2 separate regions of the Homo sapiens genome follow, and region 1 is linked to region 2. Evidence: chromatin loops called from intact Hi-C (ENCODE). Cell type or tissue: Caco-2. All regions are shown on one strand. Each heading gives the region's core, and the rest is flanking DNA. Links, peaks and the distances in the headings are about the cores only.

Evidence for each region. Peaks named below come from ENCODE experiments on the same cell type or tissue, not always from the same donor. Only the 100,000 strongest peaks of a DNase experiment are listed, where the experiment ranks them.
Region 1: a loop joins it to region 2, with 2.6 times the contacts of the local background. A loop is called at or near these places in 2 of 110 quality-filtered maps.

What each region holds. Positions count from the first base shown.
Region 1 is chr10:26,465,994-26,471,378 of GRCh38, reverse strand. All of the region lies in intron 2 of APBB1IP (amyloid beta precursor protein binding family B member 1 interacting protein), which reads right to left. Among named protein-coding and RNA genes, the nearest start is that of APBB1IP, 30 kb to the right of the region's middle. In Caco-2, for the core only: no CTCF peak of the experiment used is centred there; a DNase peak (open chromatin) is centred at 2,518.
Region 2 is chr10:26,346,361-26,351,745 of GRCh38, reverse strand. No RefSeq gene overlaps it. Among named protein-coding and RNA genes, the nearest start is that of APBB1IP, 89 kb to the left of the region's middle. In Caco-2, for the core only: no CTCF peak of the experiment used is centred there; a DNase peak (open chromatin) is centred at 2,695.

The DNA.
Region 1 (5,385 bases), core at 322-5,321, 120 kb before region 2:
GATTCATTCATTAACATAAAACAAAAAGTAATAGTTAAGATTCCTCCCCAAAATTATCTTGCAGAATTAGCCCCGTGTGCAGTGTGGGGGTCTCTATTTTGTGCACGTATCTCTTGTGATATGTGGGGCCATCTAGGTGAGCTTCGGTCTAGAGGACCACTGAGCCACATGATGCAGACAAAACCCTTGTCCAGAGGCAAGGACAGAGTTCAAAACCCAGCCCTGACACTTATTGGCTGTGTAATCTTGGGCAAGTTATTTAACCTCTCAGTGCTTTAGTTTTTTTTTAATCTTTAGAAAAGGTGTGATGATAAGCTATTTCATGAGGTCAAGGTGAGAATTCGATAAGTTAATGCATGTGAAGTGCTTACAGGAGGCTCTGGCTTAGAACTGAAAGTTCAGTAAGTGTTGCTCTTACTATCATGAAGCCATTGGAACTGCAGTAATCATGGAGCTACCCCAGATGCCTGGACAGATGATGGGCAAGGACGCAGGCTGAGGTTGGTGAGAGATTATGGGCAATTACACAGGCTGAGGTTGGTGAGAGATGATGGGCAAGGACACAGGCTGAGGTTGGTGACTCTGACCGTGGGTTTGGATAGAAGCAGGACGTTGACTATTGCGTGGCATATTATGGATGCTCCTCAACTTACAATGGGACTAAGTCTGGAAAAACCCATCGTAAATTGAAAATATCCCTAAGTCGAAAATGAATTTAATACACCTAACCTACTGCACACTGTAGCTTAGTATAGCCTAACTTAAATGTATTCAGAACTTACACTAGCCTATAGTTGGGCAAAATCATCTAACGAACATATTTATTTATTTACTTATTTTGAGATGGAGTCTCGCTCTGTCGCCTAGGCTGGAGTACAGTGGCACGATCTTGGCTCACTGCAACCTCTTCTTCCTGGGTTCAAGCAATTCTCCTGCCTCAGCCTCCCTAGTAGCTGGGATTACAGGCGCCTGCCTCCACATCCGGCTAATTTTTTTGTATTTTTAGTAGAGATGGGGTTTCACCATATTGGTCAGGGTGGTCTCAAACTCCTGTCCTCAGGTGATCCACCTGCCTTGGCCTCCCAAAGTGCTGGGATTACAGGCATGAAACACTGTGCCCAGTCCGAGCCTCTTTTATAATGAAGAGTTGAACATCTTATGTAATTCACTGGATACTTTATTGAAAGTGTAAAGCAGAATGGTTGTATGGGTCCTTGAAATACAGTTTCTACTAAATGTGTGTTGCTTTTGCACCACCATATAGTGGAAAATCATTAAGTGGAACATTGTGAGTCAGGGACTATTAGATCCAACTGTCTCCTGACCAGGGTCCCCGCCACTTGCCCCATCCTTTCCCCACCAGAGGAACAACCTGGCCCCTGTGTTGTAGTTGGTTGGGGTTGTTGTTGGTTGTAGTTAGTGAGGAAGGGGAGATCATGAGTTGAAATAAAAGGGAAAAGGATTTAAAAAAAGAAAAGTCCTAAGTGGATTAATACAGGAACAGAAAATCAAATACTGCATGTTCTCACTTATAAGTACGAGCTGAACATCACGTACTCATGGATATAGAGATGGGAACAATAGACTTTGGGGACCACTAGAGTGGGGAAGGAGGGAGGAGAGGCAAGTTTGAAAACCTGACTGTTGGGTTTAATGTTCAGGACTATGCTCAGTACCCGGGTGATGGGATCATCTGTACCACAAACCTTGGCATCACACAATATACCCAGTGACAAACTTGTACACGTATCCAATGAATCTAAAATAAAAGTTGAAAAATAAAAATAAGAAGTTAAAAAAAGAATTAAAAAATAGAAAATGCTTATATTGGCCAGGTGCGGTGGTTCACGCCTGTAATCCCAGCACTTTGGGAGGCCAGGCAGATGGATCACATGAGGTTGGGAGTTTGAGACCAGCCTGGCCAGCATGGTGAAACCCAGTCTCTACTAAAAATAGCCGAGTGTGGTGGTGCACGCCTGTCATCTCAACTATTCAGGAGGTTGAGGTTGGGAGAATGGCTTGAGCTGGGAGGCAGAGGTTGCAGTGAGCTGAGATCGCTCCACTGCACTCCAGCCTGAGCAACAGAGCAAGACTCTGTCTCAAAAAAAAAAAAAAAAAAAGAAAAGAAAAGAAGGAAAGAAAACACTTATATAAATAGATAAATAGAATAAGGATATAAAAATATTTTTGTACAGCTATACAATGTATGTGTTTTTCAGCTAAGTCTTATTTCAAGAGTCAAAAAGTTAAAAATTTAAAAAGTGTTAAAGTGAAAAAAAAAAAAGAAGAAGAAAAGGACTATCTTTTGAGACCCTAACGGAAGTCAAAAGCACAGGTCTCTGTCTTGTGGTTTATGTTAGAAGTGCCTAGAGTAACATCTCAGCCCGCAGCAGTTGCACAGAGATCAGAGGAAGGCAGACACCGCCACCTCAGGAGGGGTCAAATCCAGGTAACCCCAGGAGCAGTGCATAAGCCTGTGGGGACACGACTGTCCTGCCACTGGGAGCCACAGAAGGTGCAACAGGAATGATGAAATCCTTTGCACAGGGCAGTGACATCGGAGGGTTCCTGTGAGACACATCCAGGACTCTGTGAACAGGAGCAGGAACAAGCCAGAAAGAGCCGATGAGCTGGGCTTGCAGAGACTCCACCAAGGATGGCTGGACCAGTGGCTATTACTTAGTTACTGTTATATTAGGTTGGTGCAAAACTAATTGTGGTTTTGGCCATTACTCTTAATTGTGAAAACCGCAATTACTTTTGCACCAACCTAATAATAATGTTTCCCAATTGTAACTTAGTCTGGTGTGACCTAGAGAAACAGGGAACCCACGAACATATACACATAACAATCACTTGTTCATTTTCACAGAAACTCATTCATCTACACAGTGACGGGTCAAGGTTTTCTGCCCTGATTTTTCCCTTCTGATTTCATTCACTCATTAGCTCAAGAAGCATTTATGGAATGCAAACTCTCTGTTAGGTCATTGCTAGAATTCATACCTTGAATATTTGTTAAATGAATCAATAAAGTTTAAAGTCTGAAGAGGGTGACAGACATAAAAATAACTTAGCACTATACTATGTAACAATAATTTTATAAAAGGAATAAATAAAATAATAAGGAGCCAAAGAAGAGAGACTATTATTTCTCTTGGGATGAGGAGTTGCTCTTGGCCACCTGAGAGGATGGGGAGAAGTTAGCTATTAAGAGCATGAGCAAGGATTTTGGATTCTGAAAGACATGGGTCCAGCTTTTCATTTACTGTGGATGTTGGGAAACTTAGCCATAATACGGCCTTAGTTTCTTCATCTGTAAAATTGGAATATTTCAGTGGGCTTTGTAAGGATTCCATAAAATAATGGGTGCAAAGTGCTTGCCAAATGTCTGATGTGTGTTAAACACTCAGTAAGTGGTGATAGCGGTTGTAGTTTCTATCATTGTTGCTGTTCTTCTTATAGTTAGTACATAAATCTCATAAGCGATTACGAGACACTTAAAAGCTCTTGCAGGTTTGCATAGTTGAGTAATTTGGTGAGATCAAAGCTAAGCTTTGGGTTTGGTTCTACATTTTCTCAGAAACAGTGGTTCTCAAAGTGTGAGTCTTCAGACCAGCATCACCCAGACACTTCTTACTGAAATAAAAATTCTTGGCCCCACCTCAAAAGTATTATTGCTAGAGACAGAGTCTTGCTGTGTTGTCCAGGCTGGAGTGCAGTGGCATGATCGTAGCTCACAGCAGTCTTGAGCTCCTGGGCTTAAGTGATCCACTCACCTCAGCCACCTCTATAGTAACTGGGACTATAGGTGTGCACCATCATGTTGGGATAATTTTAAAAATCTTTTGTAAAGACAAAGTCTCACTATGTTGCCCAGGCTGGTCTTGAACACAATTATGGAATCAGAACTCTTGGGGTGGGGCCCGATAATCTGTGTTTAGCAAGCTTTCCATATGATTCTATTGCATATTAAAGTTTGAGAACCACTGCTCTACAGGTAGGTAACAACTTTTTTTTTTTAATTTAAAGGCAAAGGCAAGTAAGTATGTAAAGGGATTATGAGAACTAAATACATTAGTGAAGGCAAAACTTGCTTTTGCTTCATGTCAAGCATGAGGAAAAAACAGCATCCCTCATACTTCTATTCTCAAAGTTAAAAATGCATTAGAAGGCTGGGCACGGTGGCTCACGCCTGTAATCTCAGTACTTTGGGAGGCCAAGGCAGGTGGATCGCTTGAGGCCAGGAGTTCGAGACCAGCCTGGCCAACATGGTGAAACCCCATCTCTATATTAAAAAAAAACATTACAAATGATCACATCTTTTTATTATTTAGAGGTACAGAATGAAAAAAAATCTGGTGTTAAGCTATGTATTAGGGAATCAAACTCATTCTCACTATTAATGTTCCTGCCCTGGACAACTACATAATTTTTTTTTTTTCCATAGGGTCTTGCTCTGTCATCCAGGCTGGAATGCAGTGGTGTGATCATAACTCAATGCAGCTTCAAACTCCTGGGCTCAAGCAATCTTCCCACTTCAGTATCCTGAGTAGCTGGGGCTACAGGTATGCGCCACCATGCCTGGCTAATTTTTAAATTTTTTGTAGGGACGAGGTCTCACTACGTTGCCCAAGCTGGGCTCCACCCACTGGCCTCAAGCAATCCTCCCATTTCAGCCTCCTGAGTAGCTGGGACTACAGGTATGTACCACCATGCCTGGCTAATCTTTAAATTTTTTGTGGGGCCGAGTTCTTGCTATGTTGCGCAGGCTGGTCTTGACCTCCTGGCCTCAAGTGATCTTCCCACCTCGGCCACCCAAAGTGCTGGGATTATAGGTGTGAGCCACTGTATCCAGCCAACTGGATAACTTCTTGAAGCAAATATTCACTTAATTCCTGTTGGATGATGAAAAACTTTCTTTCTTTACTCATATTCAAGAAACATACTCACAGTGTAATGATAATGATGGTGATGGGCCTCCTATTCTTTGACACTTCTCCCATTAAGAAGTGGGGTCTGTGTCCCATCGCCTTGAACTTGACCAGCCTTGTGATGGCTGTGGTGGATGCCACCATGTGACTCTGGAAGTCCCCCCATCAAAAGCCACCTATCTGGGCCTCTCAGAATATTCATTCTCCAGACATTCCTTCTGGAAGCCCAGCTGCCTCGATAGTAGAAGCCCAGGACACCCGGAGGGGCTGTAGAAGGGGATCTCATCACTGCCAGTCCTAGCTCAGCCCAGGGACCAGGAAAGAGAGTGAAAAACCCTCCAGATGAGCCCAGTTTCCTGCTTTTTGGGTCACCCCCAACTGCTCAAGTCTTCCCAGCTGAGGTCACAGACATCATGGAGCTGATACAAGCTAGCCCTGCTGTGGACTGTCG
Region 2 (5,385 bases), core at 215-5,214:
AATATAACAACTATTTATGCATCATTTACATTGTATTAAGTATTCTAAAGAATCTAGAGATTATTTAAAATATAAGAGAGGACCAGGCTTTGGTGGCTCATGCCTGTAATCACAGTGCTTTGGGAGGCCAAGGTGGGAGGATTGCCGGGAGTTTGAGACCAACCTGACACACATAGCAAGAACCCTGTCCCTACAAAAAAAAAAAATATATATATATATATATATAGACGTGAGTAGGGGTTATATGCAAATACTATGCCATTTTACATAAGGGACTTCAACATCTTCGGATTTTGGTATCTGAGAGGTCCTGGAACCAATTCCCTGCAGATATAGAGGGTGGACTGCACTGATTCTTTGTGATATTAGAACAAAATTTAAATACGAATTGAAAAATTAGAAATATGGTCACATAACAAAAAGGAGAGAATTTGGGATAGAAGAGCTAATCACTGATTTGATGTCTACACCTGCATCTCTGAGAGCCTGCTTGTCCCCCTCCCCCTGAGGAGGCTCTCCTCCTTTCTATGTGACATTGACCCTTGTCCAAGCTGATTGGAATGAAGGTGGTCACCTGACCCTCAAAATGAGTCAACCAGAGTCTCTCTGATGGGAATCTGGAACTGCAGCATAAAGACTAAGGGAGGTTTACTTTATGCTGTTAAAAAGTATCACTGAGGCTGGGCGCAGTGGCTCATCCCTGTAATCCCAGCACTTTGGGAGGCAAAGGCAGGTGGATCACGAGGTCAGGAGTTCAAGACCAGCATGGCCAACATGGTGAAACCTCATCTCTACTAAAAATACAAAAATTAGCCAAGTGTGGTGGCACACACCTATAATCCCAGCTACTTGGGAGGCTGAGGCAGGAGAATCACTTGAACCCAGGAGGTGGAGATTGCAGTGAGCCAAGTTCGCACCACTGCACTCCAGCCTGGGTGACACAGCAAGACTCCCTCTCAAAAAATAAACAAACTGGCCGGGTGCAGTGGCTCATGCCTGTAATCTCAGCACTTTGGGAGGCCAAGGTGGGTGGATCACAAGGTAAGGAGATCAAGACCATCTGGCTAACATGGTGAAACCCCATCTCTACTAAAAATACAAAAAATTATCCAGGCGTGGTGGCAGGTGCCCATAGTCCCAGCTACTCGGGAGGCTGAGGCGGGAGAATGGCATGAACCCGGGAGGTGGAGCTTGCAATGAGTCAAGATCGGGCCACTGCACTCCAGCCTGGGTAACAGAGCAAGACTCCATCTCAAAAACAAAACAAAACAAAACAAAACAAAAATACTATATATGTATGTGTATGTGTGCGTATATACTACTGAGACATGATGTCAGGAATAAAGGTGAGTTCCATGATAAGACAGAGCCATACGCAAGAAAGTTAAAGAAGAGCAGGAACTCAGAGGCTCACGGAAGTGAGTCTGATACACAGAAAGAAAAAGATGAGAGATCATCTCTCGAGCCATTTCATTCCTTCACTCTGCCTTCAATCTTCCACCATTCATCAGTTGCAAGGGACAGGGTTATGAGAGATGAGGCAGAGAGATACACTAGACTTGACTATAAAAGTGGACAAAAGCTAAATTTAGGATTTTGAATTTTATCCTCAGCGTCCTGGAAGATATGAATCTGAAGTGGCCTGAATAGATTTGTTCTTGAAAGTTCTCTCTGGGTGCAGAGTGGCAAATCTGTTGCAGTGAATAGAGAGTGGATGCCTGTGGCTCTCAAAGCCCATGAGGGTTGAGAGGTGGGTAAAAGAGAGAGTAAATTCCCGCTAGCTTTTACTTCTGGTGTGCCTCAGCTTCCAATGTCCTTCAAAAGAACCTCCCCTTTCCTTGAGATTTTTCTGTTCCTTTTTGTTCAGCAACGAAATAATCCAAATTTCTAAGCAGAACTCCTAGGTAAACATTTCCACATGGTGTCCACAGTCACCTTAAAGTCACCACAATGGAACCCCAAGCCGCCTAGTTCCTCATCCTGTTCTTACTTCAATGAGTCTCATAAAACTGGGATGTACCCTTGGCTCCCGTGTCTCTTCAGCCCCCTACATCTAACTGGTCTCTAGGTTCTATTGATTTTTCCTCCTAGTACATTTTAAGTCCGGGCTTCCTCTCCTTCCTCTATCCCTCCTGCCCGCTGTTCTCACCGCAGCCTTTTCCATCCCTCTCCTGAACTGTTTGTTATTTCTGGTCTCCCCACCTCTCGTCTCTTCCATCCCTCATATACATTTCCTATAGATGCCAGTATTGGGGGAACCTGCCCCCAATATTTCGACGTAGGTTCTTTGTATTTTCCATAAGTGTCAGCCAGCTGAGAAATAAAGAGAAAGAGTACAAACAGAGGAATTTTACAGCTGGGCCGCCAGGGGTGACATCACATATCGGTAGGACCATGATGCCCACCTGAGCCTCAAACCAGCAAGTTTTTTATTAAGAGTTTCAAAAGGGGAAGGGGTGTAAGAAGAGAGAGTAGGTACAAAGATCACTTGCTTCAAAGGGCGAAAAACAGAACAAAGATCACATGCTTCTGAGGGAACAGGACAAAGGGCAAAAGCAGAGCTACTGATAACGGTACAACAAAGATCACAAGGCAAAGGGCAAAAGCAGAACTGATAAGGGTCTATGTTCAGCGGTGTACATATTGTCTTGACAAACATCTTAAACAACAGAAAACAGAGTTCAAGAGCAGAGAACCGGTCTGACCACAAATTTTCCAGGGCAGAGTTTTCCCCACCCTAGTAAGCCTGAGGGTACTGCAGGAGACCAGGGCGTATCTCAGTCCTTATCTCAACCGCATAAGACAGACATTCCCAGAGCGGCCATTTATAGACCTCCTGCCAAGAATGCATTCCTTTCCCAGGGTATTAATATTCCTTGCTAGGAAAAGAATTTAGTGATATCTCTCCTACTTGCATGTCCATTTATAGGCTCTCTTCAAGAATAAAAATATGGCTCTTTTTGCCCGACCCTGCAGGCAGTCAGACCTTATGGTTGTCTTCCCTTGTTTCCTAAAAATCGCTATTATTCTGTTCTTTTTCAAGGTGCACTGATTTCATAGTGTTCAAACACACATGTTTTACAATCAATTTGTACAGTTAACACAATTATCGCAGTGGTCCTGAGGTGACGTACATCCTCAGCTTACGAAGATAACAAGATTAAGAAATTAAAGTAAAGACAGGCTTAAGAAATTATAAAAGTATTATTTGGGAACTGATAAATGTCCATATTAAAATGCAATCTTCACAATTTATGTTCCTCTGCCGCAGCTCCAGCCGGTCCCTCCATTCAGGGTCCCTGACTTCCCACAACATGCCAGAAGAGGCTTTTCAAAATGTAAATCCATTCATGTCACTCCCTGATGAAAAGAAAGCATGAAATAAAGCAAGCCTGGTTTCAAAGCTCTGCACCTTCTGGCCCTAATTTATTACTCAGACTTACATCCTGTCATTCTCCAAACCAAACCTTGCAAATCCATTAACTTTTCATTAGACTTGCTTTCTGTTTTCTTGTCTCCCTTCCTTAATTCATCCTATATCCTTTACCATGAAGTATATTTCCTACCACACATCAACTTCTAGTCTCCTTCAAGTTCAGGAAGAAGAAAACTTTATTAGATCGTAGAGCACAGGGCAAGTGTGGGTATAGATGTCATCTGAGAATGTTGTTATTACTGCTAAAGTGCATCATTGTTGAGGATTTTATGTGAGATTTGGAAAAGTGGACAAAAGTCTAAAGGATATTAGACAATTATTTTTAGGTTATCAGGTCCGCTATGGAGCTTTTGCAATTATATGAGACCTGGAACCAGCTTCAAGAAGATCATGATCTGGCAAGTATGCAATGATTACTTTGTTCATATAGTGTATTTTCCAATATAGTGTATTTTCTTGGAAACGACTCTCTTTATCTTTGACAGGTAGATGTACACACACCCCAGACTGTTCTACAGGTTGCTGGCTTGAGACCCAGAGGCTTCTAGAAAACTAATCTTTATTCTGGTTCTCAGCACAGAGTGAGAAGTGAACTTGAAGCACGCTGGGAGAGCCTGGGGAGGAGGAAGATAGTGCGTTGGTCCTTGAGGTTGTATTGTTGCCTGTATAACTATGATGAATGAGGTGCCCCAGCACAGGTGAGGTGATCTCTAACACACTCCACATGAGGACTGCCTGGGAGGAGGGAGTTAGGCTTCTAGGGCCATCTGCAGTTGTACATCCGCTGGTCAGGATTTTTGGAGTCCAGAAGAGAAGCTTGCACCTCCAGCTGTCCTGGATGATATTGCCGATCTCTGCCATATGTCATGACTTTACTCTGTGTCCTTTCTATGAATAACCTTTTTCACTTACCTAGGTCAATCTCTTCCCAAACTGTGGAGATCTGAGCCAACACAGATATGTGTCAACATGGTATCAGCTTTCTTTATTTATGTATTTGATCCCTTCAGGTTTTCTGAAAGCTATGCCTTTAAGAAGTGCTGAGCTCTGATGTTTTCCTGAGTGAATTCTTTCAAATGTTCAAGAAATTAAGATAATTATGATGCTTTTATAACTGCACCAGAGCACAGAGCATGAAAAGACTTTTATAAAACCAGCATATACATTTTGATAAAAATAGCACGAAAAGAAAATTATAGACTTCTCTCACATGTGAATATCTATGCAAAAATCCTAAATGACAAGGCAAATAGAATCCAACAATAAACTAAAAGAGTACACAAAGCCAAAAGGGTTTATTCTGAGACTTTAAGAAAGGTTTAATATTAGGATATTTATTAATGTAACTCACCGTATATATAGGTCAAAAGATAAAAATATATAATCACATTGACAGGTATAGAAGAGGCATTTGATAAAAGTCAATGTTTATTCCTGACTTTAAAGAAATCATAGTAAAATACGAATAGGTGAATACTCCTTTAACATGATAAAAGTACATCTTTCCAACCGAAGTGTAGGATTATACTTATGGCAAAATACTGGAAGCAGTCATATTAAAGTCACAAATAAGGCTAAGATACCACTATTACTACTACTATTTGACATTAATTTACAAAAGTTAATCTTTTCTTATATCAGCAGTAATTAGTGAGGAAATAAAATGAACAGATCAAGTCTTCTCACCACAAAGATGTTTGCAAATATCCCTACAGAGGGATTTAAAAGAAGACAAATAGTGAGGTATTCTCTACTCAGGGATAGGAAGACTTATTGGACATACCAATTCTTCCTGAATCAATATGTGCATTCATTCTTCTTCTTCTTCTTTTTTTGGATGGAGTCTCATTCTGTCCCTCAGATTGCAGTGGCACAATCTCGGCTCACTGCAACCTCTGCTTCCTGGGTTCAAGCAATTCTCCTGCCTCAGCCTCCTGAGTAGCTGGGAT